Linked DNA regions of Homo sapiens: region 1 is linked to region 2. A link is an interaction called in ENCODE POLR2A ChIA-PET data of the cell type or tissue named here. Cell type or tissue: PC-9. All regions are shown on one strand. Links, peaks and the distances in the headings refer to the core of each region. The heading gives the core; the rest is flanking DNA.

Region 1 (10,377 bases), core at 1,399-9,398, 68 kb after region 2:
AAACTTTAAAAAAAAGCGAGAGGGATAAAAAATTAAAAATAGAAAATAAATCTAAAAGAAAATGCATGATTTCCCATGTACCATTATTTTAACATTTAATAAAAATCAATTTAAATGAAAAAATAAAAGGGAACCAAGATAACATTAAAGCAAAAAAAAAAAAAATGAGAACAGAAAGGAAAGGGGATGTCCTTTGTATTTTTCAGGGTTTATGTTACTTTTTTTTTTTTTTTTTAACTCGGGGAGAGTTACTTTTCTGTTCCCTTTAACCCCCAGCGGGCCCTGCCTCCCTGGGAGATTGGGGGGCGAGACTCAGGGGCCCTGGGGCCAGGTGAGCCTGCAGTCACTGCCAGGTCCCTGGAGCCCCTGGGTGGGTGCCCCAGGAACTCCAGGAAGGCTCAGAGCTCGAGCCGGCTCCGCCCAGCATTGATGGGGCAATCGTAGGCCTCCAGGTGACCGAGCCCTTGTCCCTCCTCTCCGTTAGGGTGCCTGGAGGGGGGTACACTTGGGGCTTGCCTGGCCCCAGGTTCCCAGTCCTTAATGCTCCTTAACCCACTGTGATGACTTCCTAGGCCTTGAGGAAAGGGAAGGAGAGGGGAGGCTGCCGGTGGCTTACCAAGATGCCGGAAACCCCGGAATCCTCAGGGTGAGCCTCTTGGGGTCATGTCCCCAAGCTCCTGTCCTTGGGGTCAGGAGATGCCACCCCCCCCCCCGGGGGACATGAAACAGCTCTCCCTCCTCACCCCTCACCTCAGGGCCACCTGATGACCCTGGGGCGATGGTGGACCCCCTGACTCATAAGCCCCCCAGTCCCCTGGGAAGGGGGTTCATTGACCCTTTGGGGGTCCTTGGACTCACTGATGCCCCCTTGGGGCCCAGCGGGTTCAACAATGACACTGCAAAAAGGCTTCTTTTTACAAAAGAAAAAGGAAAAACAAGTGGTGATTTTTTTTTAATAAAAAAACCACAGACTATAAATAAATGTAAATACAAAATAAGTGGATTTACTTGCAAGAAAATCAGATAGTATTTTTCTTTTAATTCTTTTCCAGCTTTAAACTGTGAAAACAAAAAATGGGGCGGGGTGGGGGACTTAAACTTTAGCAGGGAACTTGTAAAGAAAAAAAAAACAGAAAACGAATATACAAATCCATTTACAAAAACAAAGCAAAACCGTTGTGAGAGGTGAGAGCTGGGCTTGAAGGTTGGAGGGAGTAGCGGAAGGTCCCAGTGAGCTGCAGGGGGTCTCTGTGATGGAAAGGTGGCTTCCTCAGACAAGGAAGGTGCTGCGAATGGGGGAAGACAGAATCCAACAAAGAAAGAGACCACACACCCCACACGCACACAGGCACGTTCACACACACATACACAGTCCACTTAGCCCAGCACTGCAGTCACTCACAGGGACACACTCAGTCTCAACCCTTCCATCCCATACACGGCCAGGGGCGTGGCTCAAAGGAAATTGACTCATGCCCTCCAAAGCCATGGACGACAACAACTCCACACTGGCCTTTGTGTTCATTCACAACCTCCCAACAGAGCATACACATGAACACACACATGCACACATACCCACACACGCACACATACCCACACACACACACACACCACTCGCATGCATGGGAAGGGCACCCGTCTAGAATCCAGGACTGGATTCCGGAATTCCTTGCTGCATGGCCTCTCTGGGCCTTAATTTTCCCCCCATGTAAGCATGTGGATTGACCCAGAGAAGCACTAAAGGCCCATTCTTGCTCTATGTATCTGTGACTTAAGATCTGCCACCTGCCCCGAGGATATGCCAGGGATGACCAGGACAGCTGCCACCAAGCCCCCAGGCTCATCATCAGTCAGCCTCTCAGACACACACACACACACACACCATATACCTCCTCACTGTGCTCCCCGAACACCTGCCCCCACATCCAATGTCAAAGCAAAAATACACACATGTGAGCAAACATAAAGCTGTTCAGGCAAAGAGGGGAAAGACGCAGGGGTCCCCAAAGCCCTTCTTCACTTTGTGTCCCCTTGCTGCGATCATGGAGAGTTAAAGAGGCTTCCTTGGGAGAAGAGCTCTGCCACCAGGGCTTCCCCAGTGTCTTTGGGGGTCTGTGAAAAAGAGGATCCTCTGAGGTTTACTGGGAGGGCTCAAGGCTGAGGGAATGGAGAGGAAAATTTTAGCAGTTCCATCCCAGTGTAAGGACCAACCCCAAAAGTTAAACTTGCACCACAGACTAAAGGTCAAGGGCATCCTGTGTTTCTCCCCTTTCTTCCCCAGAGTGACAAGGGCCAGTTCAGACTGACAGAAATCCAACAGCTTTCCTGAGCTGGAAATTTCAGAACAGTCTGCAAGTTACTCCCAGGTGACTGAAGGTCAAGGTGAGGCCCCCCTGCCTCTGCCTGCGAGTCTCCCCCGGTTTGCATTTTTCTTGACACCGGCATTTCCTGAGGTTGAGCTCTCTGGGGAGTTCTAGAGAATGGCTAGTAAGGCTTTTTGAGCTTGCACATCTCACCTGCCTTTCCTGTCTTTTGCCTGGGAAAGGAAAGTTATTTTCCCAGGTCAGCAAGGGGCAGAACATCGGCCAGCCCAGCCCAGAAGTACAGGGGGAGGTCATGGGCCCTGGGGCAGAACAATGGGAGACAATTCAAGGTGTGGTAACAACAACCAAGTTGCCCTCAGTCTGGGCAGAAACTGAACTCTACCCCTCTCCCACCCCAATCTTGCCCGCCATCCCACCAGATTCCAGACCTAAAGGGATCAAGGATGAGAGCGAAGGGAGAAGGGAGGGTCCCCAAGAAAACCGCACCCAAGCGAGCACTGTCTGAAGAGAAAAACTAGCTCCAGTTCTCCGAATTCTGGCAGAGCGTCTGGGAAGGCGATCAGTGCTTCTTTCCATGGCGCAAGGCCTGGGTTCTGGGTGTGCTTGAAGAAAGCCACTGGGGTGTGGGGTGACATCGCCATGGCTGAGAAGGGGCTAGGGGGTCCGGAGGGAAGGAGCCAGGACCGGAACTGCAAGGGCGTTGCTGCCCAGGGGTGTGGATGATTGCTCATGTCCAGCTCAGACCAGTTCAAGAAACTAACCTCCATTTATTTTCTTGGTGAGTCCTTTTTTTTTTTTTCAGACTGTTAACAGAAAAAAAATTTTAAAAAGCAGAAAACTGAAAAAAAAAATCCTGGTACATGAAATAAAGATTTTTTTTTTTTATAGCTTGGTCCTCACTTCAGTGAATTTCTTTAATTCCTTTCCCAACTCCTGGCATCCTATTTAAAACAATCCTAAAGCTACAGATTATTGGGGATGAGAGGTTTAGATGCTGTACAGTAGGGTGTCCCCCCACTCTCTAGATCATGAGTTCCCTATTAAATATCCTTTAGGGATACTTGCACGCCTCCAGTGACAGCGGGCTCACCCCCTCCAAAGATAGCACCAGCCAGTGCTAAGCAGCACTCTTTGGCAAAAGTCTTCTCTGCACACTGAATTTTAATCCACCTCTTCCTTCACACTCCAACAACACTGAATAAATCCCTTCCCTTTTCAGCATGACAGCCCCTCAGATATTTGAAGACAGAGAGCATGACGTCCTTGAGTTTTATCTTTTAGAATAAAGCAGCCCCACTCAACATCCCAGTTACACTCCAGGGTTTCCATTTTCCCCCGTGAAATTGTGCAGTTTGGAATGGACATGACCCTACCAGTTTACTCAGGGGGCTCCCTGCAGAGGGGTGCTTCTCAGGAAGAGGAGAGCCATGGAGTGGCAGAAGAATGGGGAGGGTCCCTGGGACTCTCTTAACTTGAAGAGATGAGAAAGACAAGATGGAATGCTAACAGGAGGATTTGACCTTTGACATCAGAGAAAGGCCCCATTGGAAGGATGACCTGTCATGCCCCAAAACAGCTGTCTAAGATAACAGTGCTATCTAAGATGTGTTGGGGAAGCATACTCACTGTACAGCTCTCCTGGGGCTCCAGAGAAAGGAGATGGCAAGCAGATGACACCTACACACCGCACAGACCTAAGAGAAGGTAAGCCCTGTATGACGTGGCCCGGAAAAGTCTACTCTAGAAGGGTCCAATGTTCAAAACTCCCTGTTCAACTCAGCCTCAGTCTGCTGGGGCCACACCACCAAGCCCCCACCAATCTCAATTATCTCTCTCTCCAGGCTCACCCCTAACACTTGTGGGGTCCAGGGCAAGAGTAGAAAGGGAGGCTCACTCTCCATAACTTAAGTCTGAAGATTTAACAGCTGCACATCGAACTAACGACCTTAAAAAATGGTCTATCAGCCAGGCGAGGTGGCTCACCCCTGTAATCCCAGCACTTTGGGAGGCCGAGGAAGGTGGATCATGAGGTCAGGAGTTCAAGACCGGCCTGGCCGAGATGATGAAATCCCGTCTCTACTAAAAACACAAAAATTAGCCGAGCGTGGTGGTGGGCGCCTGCAATCCCAGCTACTCGGTAGACTGAGGCAGAGAATTGCTTGAACCCGGGAGGCAGAGGTTACAGTGAGCCGAGATCGCGCCACTGCACTCCAGCCTGGGTGACAGAGCGAGACTCTATCTCAAAAAAAATTAAAATAAAATATAAAATAAAATTTAAAAATATGGTCTATCCTCTGTCCTGGCAAATATGTCCTTGTGACAAACTAAAATGTTAGGTTTGAATTTAGAATTCTCAACCTCCTCTGCATTCTGCTCCTCAAAGTAGCAGCATGGGGCAAGCCCACCCTGGAACCCAAGACCACAGCTCCCTGCCCATGACCCACCCCTCCTCCTTTCCCACTTCCAGCTCCACTCAGCACGTTCAGGGCATCTCCCACAAAGTGGGCACACATCCCAGCCTGCACACCCAGCTTTCCCAAAACCACTGCTTAAGGCAGGAGGACATGGGTCCTCAGGAGGACAGATGGCAGCCAGCCCTGGAAGCCAGCACGGCAGGACTCTTGGAGCAGAAATTCTACAGCAGCAGGCATCAGACGAGTGTCTAGCAAAGGGTAGGGCTTGGGGTGAGCACATCGCCTTGGCCTGTGAATTCCTCACCATGTGGGAAAGGGCCTGGTCTGAGGAGGGCCAGGGCAGGGTCCCCTCTTGCTCTTGTTTAAGGCCAACACAGCCTCTCTCTGCCTTTTGAATGTAGATTTTAACACTCAGAGCGCAGTTTAAGGACCAACTCCCAGAGGGTCAGGTAGAGGCCACGGAGCTCAGAAGACCTCTCCCTTCACGGAAGTCACAGGTGGAGGCCAGCAAGGGCAAGCGATGTGTCCAGGCTTACACAGTGAATCGGCTTCAAGCAGGCACAAGGCCCAGGGCCTCCAGACCTTCCAGCATCCCTGGCCACCTGCCTCAGATGGAGGTTTGAAGCGTTCCTCCTTCCCCCTCTTCCATTCATGCTTCAGGCTTAGCAATTCCTCCTTGCAGTCATGCTGACTTCACCAAATCCAAAAACTTCAAAGCCTCTGCAGGGAGTGAGGGAAGGTGCTGCTGTGTTGGTGAGCGCCTAGACCTGCCTAACAAGGAGTATTGGTTTAGACTGACTTCTAAGGCCGCTTGGTGAAAGCTGGCTGGCAGCCAGCAACTGCCTGCTCCCCCAGGGCACAGCTCTGGAAAGAAGCATTACCATCACCAGGGGAACTTTGCACTGCCTCCCCTGCCCATCATGGGCTGGGCAGTCACAGACATGAATACTTCCGTGTACTGAAGCCAACTCCTGTGGGCTCATGTGAGCCAGTTATGTGCATCTCTTCCCAGCTAACTCCATATTCCATGACGCCACAGCAGCAACTTGAAGTCGGCCATGGTGGGAACATTTACACTACAGCAATGGGCAAATGCTGCTAATCAGGGCTTATTTTTCCTTTTCTTTTCTTTTCTTTTTTTTTTTTTTTTGAGACAGAGTCTCACTCTGTCACCAAGCTGGAGTGCAGTGATGAGATCTTGGCTCACTGCTACCTCCGCCTCCCAGGTTCAAGTGATTCTCCCGCCTCAGCCTCCCAAGTAGCTGGGACCACAGGTGTGCGCCACCACACCCAGCTAATTTTTGTATTTTTAGTAGAGATGGGGTTTCACCATGTTGGCCAGGATGGTCTCGATCTCTTGACCTCATGATCCGCCCACCTTAGACTCCCAAAGTGCTGGGATTACAGGGTGAGCCACTTCGCCCGGCCCAACAGCATTCTTTTTTTCAATGAAGAGCCGGTTGTTAAACATTTGCCAGCATATCACTGCATCAATCTGTGGGCATGGTGTGTGCCCAGAGGCTCATTCATGGACATCTCAGAGACACATCCACACCCCACAGTGCATGTGCATTTGTGTATGGCCACATACATGTTTCCATGTGTGCACATGTGCGTGCACACACACACATACACACCCACACACGCTTCTGGAAGTAGATCCATTCACACAAATATACTCAATCAGTCATCAGCCTTTATTGATCACCTGCCCCAGCAAGCCTTGATCTTGCTGCCAAGAGTACAGGGATGACAAGGATGTGGACTTTCCTGCAGGAAGCTCTCAATAGAGGCAGAGACAGGGACAGGTAAGCAGAGACTGACCAAGAAAGGTGATAATGCCACCACAGGGGGAGGAGGGTGAACGAATAGGGGGTGAGGCACATGGAGGAGGTGACGCTGGGGCTGAGGACGTACATAGGCACTGCACATGGTTCTCCACATGCTTAGTCCCTAGGTCCTTGGAGACCCATCTGTGCACTTCCATGCACAGGCCAGCAGACAGGGTGCATGCTATGTCACAGACGCTCGCATCTATGTGGACACACAGACCACATGTGCATGCTTGTGCACCCACACAGACTCACAACATCCATCAGAACAAGGGAACACAGCACAAGGTCAGATGGCCTCACCATATCTGTCAGAACAAGGGAACACAGCACAAGGTCAGGTGGCCCATTTCTGTCACCAGGTGCACCCCGCCCTGAAGCAGTGAGCCCATCTTTCCCTCACTCTGGCTCGCCCTCTCTCCACCACTCTCTCTCTCTGTCCCCCTGTCTCCCACTCTCTCCTGTTCTGGCTCCCTTGTTTTTTCTCCCTCCTCTCTCTTCCACCGAGTTACCAGCCTCTGTCTCACCTCATCCACTATGCTGCAGAAGGGATTCCAAGGGGAATACGAAGTCAGTCATATGAAACCCAGGCACCTCTGTCAGTCAGTAGGGCTGGAGGTGGAGACAGAAATGGGGCCCCAGATGGGATCTCTGAGGCAGCCCTTTGAGATGAGTCCCACAAGATCAAGAACATCCCTCCCACCCCATTCATTCCAGGCCCGGGATGAACTATCACGATCCTGAAACAGTTCAAATCTCAGCACCTCACGGGGAGGTAAGACAGGGATGTGAAACTCAGATACCAACCTCAGGCAGCATAGAGCTAATTGTTGGGGGGACAGAGGCGGGAAAAGGTAGGACTGGAGCTAAGCCACAGCTTCACTATGTCATTGTCTTACTCGAAAACTTTCAGTGGTTCTCTAGCACCCTCACAGTAAAGCTTCAAAGCCCTCCTTGGTTTGGAAGTCTGTTCATCTATCTTGCCACAGCAAATTGGGATTTATTGAGATTCTACAATGTGTCAGGCACTGCCAGATCATGGTATCATAGCCCTATTAAACAGGCATTATTATCCCATTTATAGGTATGAAAACTGAGGCTCAGGGAGGCAGAACGAGGGTTCTACCTTGAGAACGAGAGAGGCAGTATGAGGGTTAAGAAGGTGGGCTCTGGACCAGGCACGGTGGCTCACGGCTGTAGTCCCAGAACTTTAGGAGGCCAAGCTGGGTGGATCACGCCAGCTCAGGAGTTTGAGACCAGGCTGGGCAACATGGTGAAACCCTGTCTCTACAAAAAATACAAAAATTAGCTGGGCATGGTGGTGCACGCCTTCAGTCCTAGCTACTTGGGAGGATGAGATGGAAGAGTCACTTGAGCCCAGGAGTTCAAGGCTGCAGTGAGCCATGATTGCATCACTGCGCTCCAACCTGGGCAACAGAGAGAGACCCCGTCTCAAAAAAAAAAAAGAAGAAGGTGGGCTCTGTAGCCACATTGGCAGGGTTCAGATCCGCAACTTTGGGCAAATTATCCACACGTCAGTTGCCTCATCTGTAAGAGGGGAATGATAATAGCAACCACCTTATAAGGTTGTATGAAGTAAATGAATTCAAGACGTGAGAGTAGTGCCTGGCACATGGCAATTGTAATGTAAGCTCACACTTACACAGCACTTCCTATGTGAGTGAACACTCAATATCTGTAGCCATGGCACCAAGATATCCTTAGAATGTGGTGGACTGGGGTTCAAAGGTGGGGGTCTCTGGATCCAGAGCCCTCATTCATACCCATTATTCTGTCCTGCTTCCATCATCTATACACACGAGCATGCGCGGAGACCTGTCGGGTCCCCTAATGGAGAGCTGTGCAGGATACAGAAGGGCAAGGAGAAGGAAAAGGGTGATTCTTCCTGGCAGGGGTGTGGAGATCTGGGTTATAGAGGTGGTGTCAGGGAGTGTTGTACAGTTCTGAGTCGTGAAAGCCCCAGAGAACTGAGACTTAGGCCATACCCATCTCCTTTCTGGTGCTATATCAGCCTGGGCTGCAGCCACAGAGACTTACACTGGCTCTTAGGAACACTTCAAGACCACTCCGATGCCTTGCATTCATTCATTCATTCATTCATTCATTCTTTCATTCTTTCAGCTCCCACCACATGCCATTCACTGTGCTTAATGCTGGGGATAGCTGCAATCAAGACAAACATGGTCCCAGCCTTCTGTAACTCATGTGCTATAGGAAGAAAGGGAAAATTGGCCAGGTGCGGTGGCTCACGCCTGTAATTCCAGTACTTTGGGAGGCTGAGGCAGATGTATCATGAAGTCAGGAGTTTGAAACCAGCCTGGCCAACGTGGTGAAACCCCATCTCTACTAAAAATACAAAAAATTAGCCGGGCATGATGGCGCATGCCTGTAATCCCAGCTACTCGGGAGGCTGAGGCAGGAAAATTGCTTGAATGCAAGAGGTGGAGATTGCAGTGAGCCAAGACCATGCCACTGCACTCCAGCCTGGGCAACAGAGCGAGACTGTCTCAAAAAAAAAAAAAAAGAAAAGAAAAGAAAAAGAAAAAGAAAAAAGGGAAAATTAGCAAGTTAAGAATCAAATAATTATATAATTATAGATTATTGTGAATGCTATGAAGTAAGTGCATTGGGGCAATGATTTTTAGAATATCAGCTACCCAGGAGGCTGAGGCAGGAGGGATGCTTGAGACTAGGAGTTCGAGGCTGCAGTGCACTATGATTGCACTTGTGAACAGTCACTGCACTCCAGTCTGGGCAACGTAGTGAGAACTTGTCTCTCTAAAAAAAAAAAAAAAGAGAGAGAGAGAGAAAGAGAGAAATTTATCAGGGATTAACCTCTCTTTAGATGACTGGAAATTCAGTGGCTTAAAACAGCAATACCATTTTATTATCTCCCACAGTTCTGTGGGCTCAGTTGGGTGGTTCTTCTGTTCCGTATGATGTTAGCTGGGCCTGCAGTCATTCAGGGGCTCACCTGGGCTGCAGCACCCAGGCTGGCTCACGCACATGGCTGGAATCCATGCTGACTGTTGGCTGGGGGTTCAACTGGGCTGTTGAGCTGAACACCCCATTTCTCCCGCTGTGTCTCTCTATGTGATATGGGCTTCCCACAGCATACCAGCTGGGTTCCAGGTGGCAGGAAGGAGAAGCTGCCAGTCATCTGAAGGCCTCACCTCGGAAGCCTCAGTAAATTACCTCTGCCACATTCCATTGGCCAAAGCCAGGCCCAACGCCCGGCCCACTTCCAGGAGGAGGAGAAATAGAGTCTGTTTCTTGATGGGAACAGCAGCATACACAGGAGAGGCCAGGAAGCACTGGGAGTTGTCTTTGCAGACCAGCTACCACAACCCCTTTAAACAGAGCAGTCAGGGGAGGCCTCCCTAAGATGCTGACTTTCAGCAGAAATTTGAAGCGTAGGAATGATGAGCCAGGCAGAAGCAGGGGATGGGAGAGAGCAGAGGGCTCCAGGCAGAGGGAACGGCACATGCAAAGCCTCTTTTTCTTTTTTTTTTTTTTTTTTGAGACGTAGTTTTTGCTCTTGTTGCCCAGGCTGGAGAGCAATGGCATGATCTCAGCTCACCACCACCTCTGCCTCCCGGGTTCAAGTGATTCTCCTGCCTCAGCCTCCCCGAGTAGCTGGTATTACAGGCTTGTGCCACTACTCCCAGCTAATTTTGTATTTTTAGTAAAGACCGGGTTTCTCTATGTTGGTCAGGCTGGTCTCGAACTCCTGACCTCAGGTGGTTCGCCTGCCTCGGCCTCCCAAAGTGCTGGGATTACAGGTGT
Region 2 (8,000 bases), core at 1-8,000:
TACCCGACAGTGTTGCTTCGCTTTGTAAAGGCCTTCAGGGTCTATCTGAAGCTTCAAGGTTTGGGTTCAGCTCTCTCAGGGCCAACAGGGTCCTTCATGACCTCTACCTTCCCCTCCAGCCACCCTGTACCTCTTTCAATGAACCTGGATTTATGCCATCCTGAGGTATATTAGATTCCCAAATGCTTGCTGTTCCTGACTCCAAGCAAAATTGCTCTTCCCCTCCTAGATAAATGGTCACCATCCATCTGGTGCTCAGGTAAAAATCCTGAGAGTCATCCTTGATTCCTCTTCCCTTCACCCATGACATCAAACCCTTTTGTGGATAAGGTTGACTCTGCCTTCAGAATATGATCCCAAACTGCCATCTCCTGTCCACGCCCACAGCTTCTACCTCCACCCAGGCCACCAAGGCTTCCCACTGGGTCTGCCACAATACCTGACCAACTGGTCTACCTACCCACTGCCACCCCTTACAAACTATTCTTCAGGTCCTCAGCAGAGCCCACAGTGCTACATCATCTGGCTCCTGCTTACCTCTGTGGCCACATGACCCCTTCCCATGGTCTCCCTCCCGCACTGCCTTCTTCTGGTCCTCGTCGACACCAAGCTTGTCTCTGCCTAAAAGCCTTGCTGTTCCCTCTCCCCAAAATGCACTTCCCCGGGCTTTGCATGACTGATGCAGGGGGCAGCATGGAAGGTGATTTCTCTGAGATGGACTCCCTGGCTACCTTTACGCCCCCATGCCCTCGCATCACATTATTCCTTCCTGTAGGCTTTGCGACACATCACCATTTGAAAGCCTCTTCTTTGTGGATTCATTTGTTTACTTGCTCACTCTCTGTTCCCCTAGAATATAAGCTCTCTAAAGGCAGAGACTTTCTCTGTCTTCTTCACTGCGTCCTTGGGAAACTTGGGAACTTGTGCCTGGAACCCAGTAGGAGCTCAATATATGTGCTGAATGAATGAATGAATGAATGAATGAAGTGAATGAACAAATGACTGTTCTACTTGTCTGACTTGTATTCTTCTCACCTGGCCCCCTTTACCTGCCTAACTCCTTCATGTCCTTCAAGTTCAGGTCTGCTGATCATCTCTCTCTCTCCCTCTGCTCTCTCTCTCTCTCTCACACACACACATACACACGAACACACACACACACACAAACACACACACACAGTTAGTTGCCCCTCTCCTCTATCTCCCACAATAACACCCAGCATTTACTGCTCACTGTATGTAACACTTTGCATTATGGTTATGGTCCCTCCCCCAAGCTCTGAGCTCCCTGGGGATGGGGCTACATCCTTCCACTCTGCATCTCCATCACCAGCTCACAGCCTGCCCAGGGAAGGCACTGGGTGACTGCCTATTGAGTGAATGAATGAATGAATGAACGGTGAATGAACGAATGAAGGAAGAATGAACATATTCTTCACCAGTATTTAAGGCTTCGGTTATTCCTTAAGATATAAAATCAGATCCGTCTTACCCAACTCACTCAATCAGTCTCCAAGTTTGGGATTTTGAAGAGCATCCTAATTCCCTCCCAATGTTCCCCTAAGTCCTTATTCTTGCCGTAACAAGCAAACACTTCTCTGAATCATTTTGGAACTGGAGCCTCCCTCAACATTGTATTTCTGATTGGTTGCTATCTGTTTTGACAGTTGTCAGTTTTTTTTTATTTATGCCAAGCTCTCCCTGGGGTTTAGTTCCCTGAATCCTCTCAATCTAGTGCCTAGAAAGAAGAGAAAATGACTTACCTGTAAATCTTTTTTATTGAAGGTGCACCATAAAACAGATCCTCTTTCACCTCTCCACTCTCTCCTGAGATTTAAGGATTCTTGGCTTTTATTGTTGTCTTTACCCCTCATTTCAAAAGAAAAAAGCAGTGGGGGTTGGAGGGGCTTATTATATCCACCTAGAAGGAACAGCAGGATTCACACTTTCCTGCCAGTGAACCCAAACAATCAGAGCTTTCTAGGGGAGTTCTTGACAGTTTCATGCCAGAAACACACACCAAGCTGAGGACATTTATTATATGGCACACATCCATGGAACCGAAATTACAGACCATTTTCTCCTACCTGTCCCTTCCATTTGATTTCTGGGAAATGTCCACGGATAAAACCACCAATTTCCACTAGGAAAGCAGAACCCTAAATATAAATAAGAGGGGACTTCTGGGGCTCCTACGGAGAGAAACTTTCCCTTGCTCGTTATAACTAGTGTTTGCACACATCGTGCAGAGCAGAGGCATTTGCAGGAAAAGAATATTTCAGAAACTCAAATGAACATTCCTTCCTCCAGTTACCCTTACTCCCTCTCTAATATCCATCTGGGCAAGGGTGTTGATTAAGGTCAATGCAAAGTGGCTTTATGTTTTGCTCTATTTTGTCTCTGCATATGCTAGTCACTGTGTACCTTTCAAAAACATCTCGTCCCCAACTATCTATTCCTTTTTATAAATAGCACACATTATTCTCTGATTGTATAAGCAAAACATGCTTATTATAAAAACTTGAGTACATACAGAAAAGTATATAGAAGACTTAAAATAATTCATAACGTTCTCGCCTAGAAATAATCATTGGTAACATTTTAGAAGAAATACTGAAAGTTATTTGCCTTTTTTCTGTGAATGTACATATATGTATATTATTAGGATTCAGTTCATATTGTATGCACAATTTTCTCTTTTTTCTTAACATCATATCAAAATGTTTGCAAGTCCTTAATCTTTGAAACATGACTTTGAAAACATAATCATATTTTGTTAGCCTTAAAATCCATCCTAGATAAAATAAAACCAAAGAAGTTATCAGGTGACAACAGTTACCCTGAAGTAAACAAGTGAGTCTAAAATTCGAAAATCAGAGTCAATTGCTGGGCATGGTGGCGCACGCCTGTAGTCCCAGCTACTTGGGAGGCTGAGGCGGGAGGATGGCTTAAGCCCAGGAGTTCGAGGCTGCAGTGAGCTATGATGGTGCCACTGCACTCCAGTTTCTTTAAAAAAAAAAAAAAAAAAATCAAAGTCATTCATGCTAACTGCTTTTGAGTGGTCTCCATGGCAACTTGCCAACAGGCAAGACTGAGGTGAGTTTAAGGCAGCTAAGCCTGAGAATGTAAAATTCAAAGTCCAGCTGTGGGTCACCGTTATCTCTAGCTAGTGGGTTGACAAGCAGTTTTTGCTTTCTTGATTGTTCCTTTCTGTACAGACTATATGTGTTACCGTGAGCATGCCCTGCTTTTAAAATCACAAACAAAGTATAATGCTATTTTCATTTTGAAACCAAACAACACCTAATTATGTATCTACCCTGATTCTCTCATTCATTTTCTCTCCCTCTACACACACACACACACACACACACACACACACACACACACACGTCCCCACTCTCATCCACTTCCCACTTTCACCTCCCACTATTCCAGGCACATAGGCTCCACCCCTACCCACTCCTTCCTCCTTCCCCCAGGTCCTAGATGGGGTCCTAGATGGGAGGGGAGGGAGTGGGGGGCTTTCATCTGATTCCCCAGTCTCTTCATATCTGGCTCTAGTTTACTGTCTCAAGCCTGATGCCAGGTTGTCTCCTCAGAGGAGTGACAGACTTTGACATAGACAGGCTTTGGAATCAGAAGAGCTCTGTCACTTCCTATCTGTGTGGCCCTGGCCAAGTCACTTAACCTCTCTGAACCTCAGTTTCCTCTTCTATAAAATGAGGATAACCAGCTTGGAGGATTATACCATGATTAAATGAAGTCGGCTTGCACCGAATAAATGCCTGTCACCCCATACTATACTGACCATCTTTGGGGTCTTCGTTTTACTCTAAAGCTGTCAGTTTTTCCTCTGGCCAAGACTGAGGCCAAGATCTCCCTATGTATAGCTACAGACTCTTAATCAACTGGGACTTTTCTGCTTGGATAAAGTGACACCTTTTAACATTAGAGCTGGAAAATCTCCCAAAAGCAAACCATTGAAGAGACAGAAACCAAAATATGACTCGACTCTTTAAAAAGCTCCTCCCTAGTTGTTTAAGGTTCTCAGCTTGCCTTTGCAGGGAAATCCACAAAGATCTCATAAATATGGTCTTCACTGATAAAGAAGAGAACAGACCAATGAAACCCTGACAGTATCTATTCTCTGATCTTACATTTTGTCCAATTATTAGAGGAGGAGCGGGAAGAAGGAGGAAGAGGAAGGAAGAAGAAGAGGATAAAAATAACAAATGGTGGTATGGATCAGATGATTCTTTTAAAAGAGAGGAAAAAAAAAGAAGTAGTCAAGAATGAGGTAGGTCAATGCTGTTATGCTTTGCCGGAGAAGCAAGCTTGGATCGAACATTTAAGTGACTCTTTCAGAGACTAAAACAAGTCAGCATCAGAAATAGGGTTAGAATTTGGAGCTCACAGTTAGTCTGCAACTGATACTAATTTTAAAGGTGTCGCCGGGTGCGGTGGCTCACGCCTGTAATCCCAGCACTTTGGGAGGCCCAGGCGCGTGGATCATCTCAGGTCAGGAGTTCGAGACCAGCCTGGCCAACATGGTGAAACCCCGTCTCTACTAAAAATACAAAAGTTAGCCGGGCATGGTGGCGGGCACCTGTATTCCCATCTACTCGGGAGGCTGAGTCAGGAGAATTGCTTGAACCCAGGGGGCGGAGGTTGCAGTGAGCCGAGATTTCGCCACTGCACTCCAGCCTGGGTGACAGAGTAAGATTCCATCTCAAACAAACAAAAAAAAGGTGTCAATGCAAAACCAGGTTTCAAGGTAGCTAGCTCAATCTGCTAAATTTTTCATGCCTGTGCCTTTAAATTCCCAAGCAGCATTGCCTGTTTCTGAGTAGCACTTGTTCTCAATTTTTGTTTTTTTCCAAGAAAATGACTTGAGGTAGAAAAGCACATACAGTCAAATTACCTTCTGAAGGTTTTATGAAAAATTATTTTTTTAAACTGTAGTTAAAGATAAACACGATTTCTCCAAAGCTGAGCTACTTTATCAAGTCAGACAAAGCATAATACAGTTTCCTTTTAAAAACCCAAATTAGCTGCTATCATCGGTGATGATCTGGATGTGATACATTACAGTTTGCAGAATCAAGCAGCCTACTACATACTTGGAAGCATCGTTCATTCGCTGGACAATACTTACTGAACACAGAGTTTGTGAGGGTGCTATCTAGACCCTGGGGACACCAACCAAAGCAAAGAAGGGGTAGCAGTGCCCTGCCCTGAAGGACCCTGCCCTCCAACAAGAGAATGGGGGTGGGAGGACATACAAACAACCTCAAGGCAGAATGTGATCACCAAATTACAGAGTGAAGAAAGGCCATCTCATCCAACCCTCGATTGAAATGAGGCCCAGAGAGTGGATGCAACTTGTCCAAGGTCACACAGCAAGTTAGTGGGAGAGCCAGAATGCATTTTCAGACTCTCTATCCAGCGTTCTCTCCTCTGTATACAGAAACTATTTTAATTTTTGAAACGTCCTGCATTCCCCTGCCAGGGATTGCACAAAGCCTGGTGGAGCCTCAGAGATGCCTTATTGACACCTTTTACATTAGGACCCTAACCTCAAAGAATGTTACATCTGGAAGGGACCCCAAGGATTAATCTGTGGTTCTTTTTTTTTTTTTTTTGAGACAGAGTCTCACTCTGTTGCCAGGCTGGAGTGCAGTGGCATGATCTCGGCTCACGGCAACCTCCAACTCACTGGTTCGAGCGATTCTCCTACCTCAGCCTCCCAAGTAGCTGGAATTATAGGCACATGCCACCACACCCAGCTAATTTTTGTATTTTTAGTAGAGACAGGGTTTCACCATGTTGGCCAGGATGGTCTCGATCTCCTGACCTCGTGATCTGCCTGCCTCAGCCTCCCAAAGTCCTGGGATTACAGGCGGGAGCCACCGGGCCCGGCCTAATCTGTGGTTCTTGATCAAGAGGGTCTCTCACCCCAGAGTCACAGAATCCAGGCCCTGGGGTTGGGGATAATTCAAGCCACCTTGAAGGTGTTCATTAGACCTTTCCCAAAGAACTAGGGGCAGGTTTGGAGGGGGGCCAGCAAGATGAAAGGGCAATGGGGAATTCAGAAACAGGAAAGAAAGGAGTAGAAAGATATGCAGGGAGGGAGACAGTTTAGGCTGGTCTTCACTGGCAGAAGTTTTGGAGGCAGACAGACCTGGGTTCAAGTCCAGGCTCTGACCCTCAGCCTGGGTGCTGTGGGTGAGCAGCCTGACCTCTCTGGGCCTGTTTTCTCATCTGGAAAAGAGAGCATTCCCCTACCTCATAGGTTTGCTACAGGGCTCGGGGCACTGACGGGGAAGATGTGGGGTGCCTGGCATGCAGTCAGTACTGTGCGAAGGACTGCCATTGCTCTCACCACCAGGAGCAGGCTGGGAAGGTGAGAGAAGCCTCTGCCTGGTTCACGGCTTTGCCTCGGGCCATCCCCGCTGCCTCCCACACAGACTCCAAGCATTTGCTGGTGCTGCATGATTTAGAAATGATTCTAGAATTCCAAATCATGAATTCCAGGGAATCTGGTCCCCTGATATCTGAAGCTCAAAGGCAACAAGGTCCCCTCTCTTGGGATCCCTAAGGCTGTAAGAACAGATGCATATTAATGAGATGAGGTGAGGAGTCGCCGCTTAGGAACTGTACAGTCTAGAATCTGCAAGCCAAAAGGCCCTTCAAGAACTTTGAGACCAACCCCGTCTTGGAGGCCCAGAGAAGTCAAGCAACTTGCCCAAGGTCACACAGAGCATTATTGGGGTTAATGAGACTGAACCCCAGTCTCTTCATCCTGACAGCAGAAATAATAATTGGGATGACAAGAGGACTCAATGAAATTTTGCTGTAGAGCATTTTGCACACTGGCCCACAAATGTCTTAATGAATGATACTAATAGTAGTTATCATTATCATTTTTATTACCATCGTCATCATCATCATCATTATTGTCAGTTTTTAAGCAATTCCCCCTAGATGCTCAGCTGAGTCCCTTTCAGTGGCTCAACCCTCACTCTTTCAGTCTCAGTCTTTCTGTGTCAATTACCAGCTAACGAAGTCACCGGGGGCAGACTCTGGCCAGGCACTCTTGTACTAACTCACTTGGTGCTCACAATGAACGCAATCGAGTAGATATTCCTGTTACCCCATTTTCCAGAGAGGGAAACTGGGCACAGGACAATTAAGCCATATGCCCAAGATTACACCAGCAGGAAGGGGCAGAGCTGTGGTTTTAGTCGAGGCTCTCTGGCCCCAGCATATGAATGCCAAATGCAACCTTCCCTCATCACACTTCCAAATCTTCTCCAGAGTTATGCCTCCATTAATAATCCACGTTCTGGACTGGGCATGGTGGCTCATGCCTGTAATCCCAGCACTTTGGGAGGCCGAGGCAGGCAGATCACTTGAGGTCAGGAGTTCGAGACCAGCCTGACCAACATGGTGAAACCCCATCTCTTCTAAAAATACAAAAATTAGCCCAACATGGAGGTGCATGCCTGTAATCCCAGCTACTCAGGAGGCTGAGGCAGGAGAATCTCTTGAACCTAGGAGGTAGAGGTTGCAGTGAGCCAAGATCGTGCCACTGCACTCCAGCCTGGGAGAGAGAGAGAGAGATCCTGTCTCAAAAAAAAAAAAAAAAAAAAAAAACCCATGTTTTGAAGACTGAATGAGAAAGAGGACTTGTCTTACCTTTTTTTTTTTAAACGGAGTTTTGCTCTTGTTGCCCAGGCTGGAGTGCAATGGCGCAATCTTGGCCCACTGCAACCTCTGCCTCCCGGGTTCAAGCGATTCTCGTGCCTCAGCCTTTCAAGTAGCTAATATTACAGGCATGCGCCACCACCCCAAGCTAATTTTTGTATTATTGGTAGAGACGGGGTTTCTCCATGTTGGCCAGGCTGGTCTCGAACTCCTGACTTCAGGTGATCTGCCCGCCTCAGCCTTCCAAAGTGCTGGGATTACAGGCGTGAGCCACCGCGCCCAGCCCTTGT

Evidence for each region. Peaks named below come from ENCODE experiments on the same cell type or tissue, not always from the same donor. Only the 100,000 strongest peaks of a DNase experiment are listed, where the experiment ranks them.
Region 1: POLR2A ChIA-PET joins it to region 2 with 6 read pairs; 2 of 35 experiments call an interaction of 5 or more read pairs at or near these places.

The regions. Positions count from the first base shown.
Region 1 is chr22:36,553,703-36,564,079 of GRCh38, reverse strand. CACNG2 (calcium voltage-gated channel auxiliary subunit gamma 2) reads left to right here. Exons shown (of 4, transcript NM_006078.5): 4 at 1-3,223. Among named protein-coding and RNA genes, the nearest start is that of EIF3D, 30 kb to the right of the region's middle. RefSeq lists a silencer at 638-866 and an enhancer at 505-1,020. In PC-9, for the core only: no CTCF peak of the experiment used is centred there; a DNase peak (open chromatin) is centred at 5,549.
Region 2 is chr22:36,622,672-36,630,671 of GRCh38, reverse strand. All of the region lies in intron 1 of CACNG2 (calcium voltage-gated channel auxiliary subunit gamma 2), which reads left to right. Among named protein-coding and RNA genes, the nearest start is that of CACNG2, 77 kb to the left of the region's middle. In PC-9, for the core only: no CTCF peak of the experiment used is centred there; no DNase peak of the experiment used is centred there; H3K27me3 peaks cover 7,634 bases.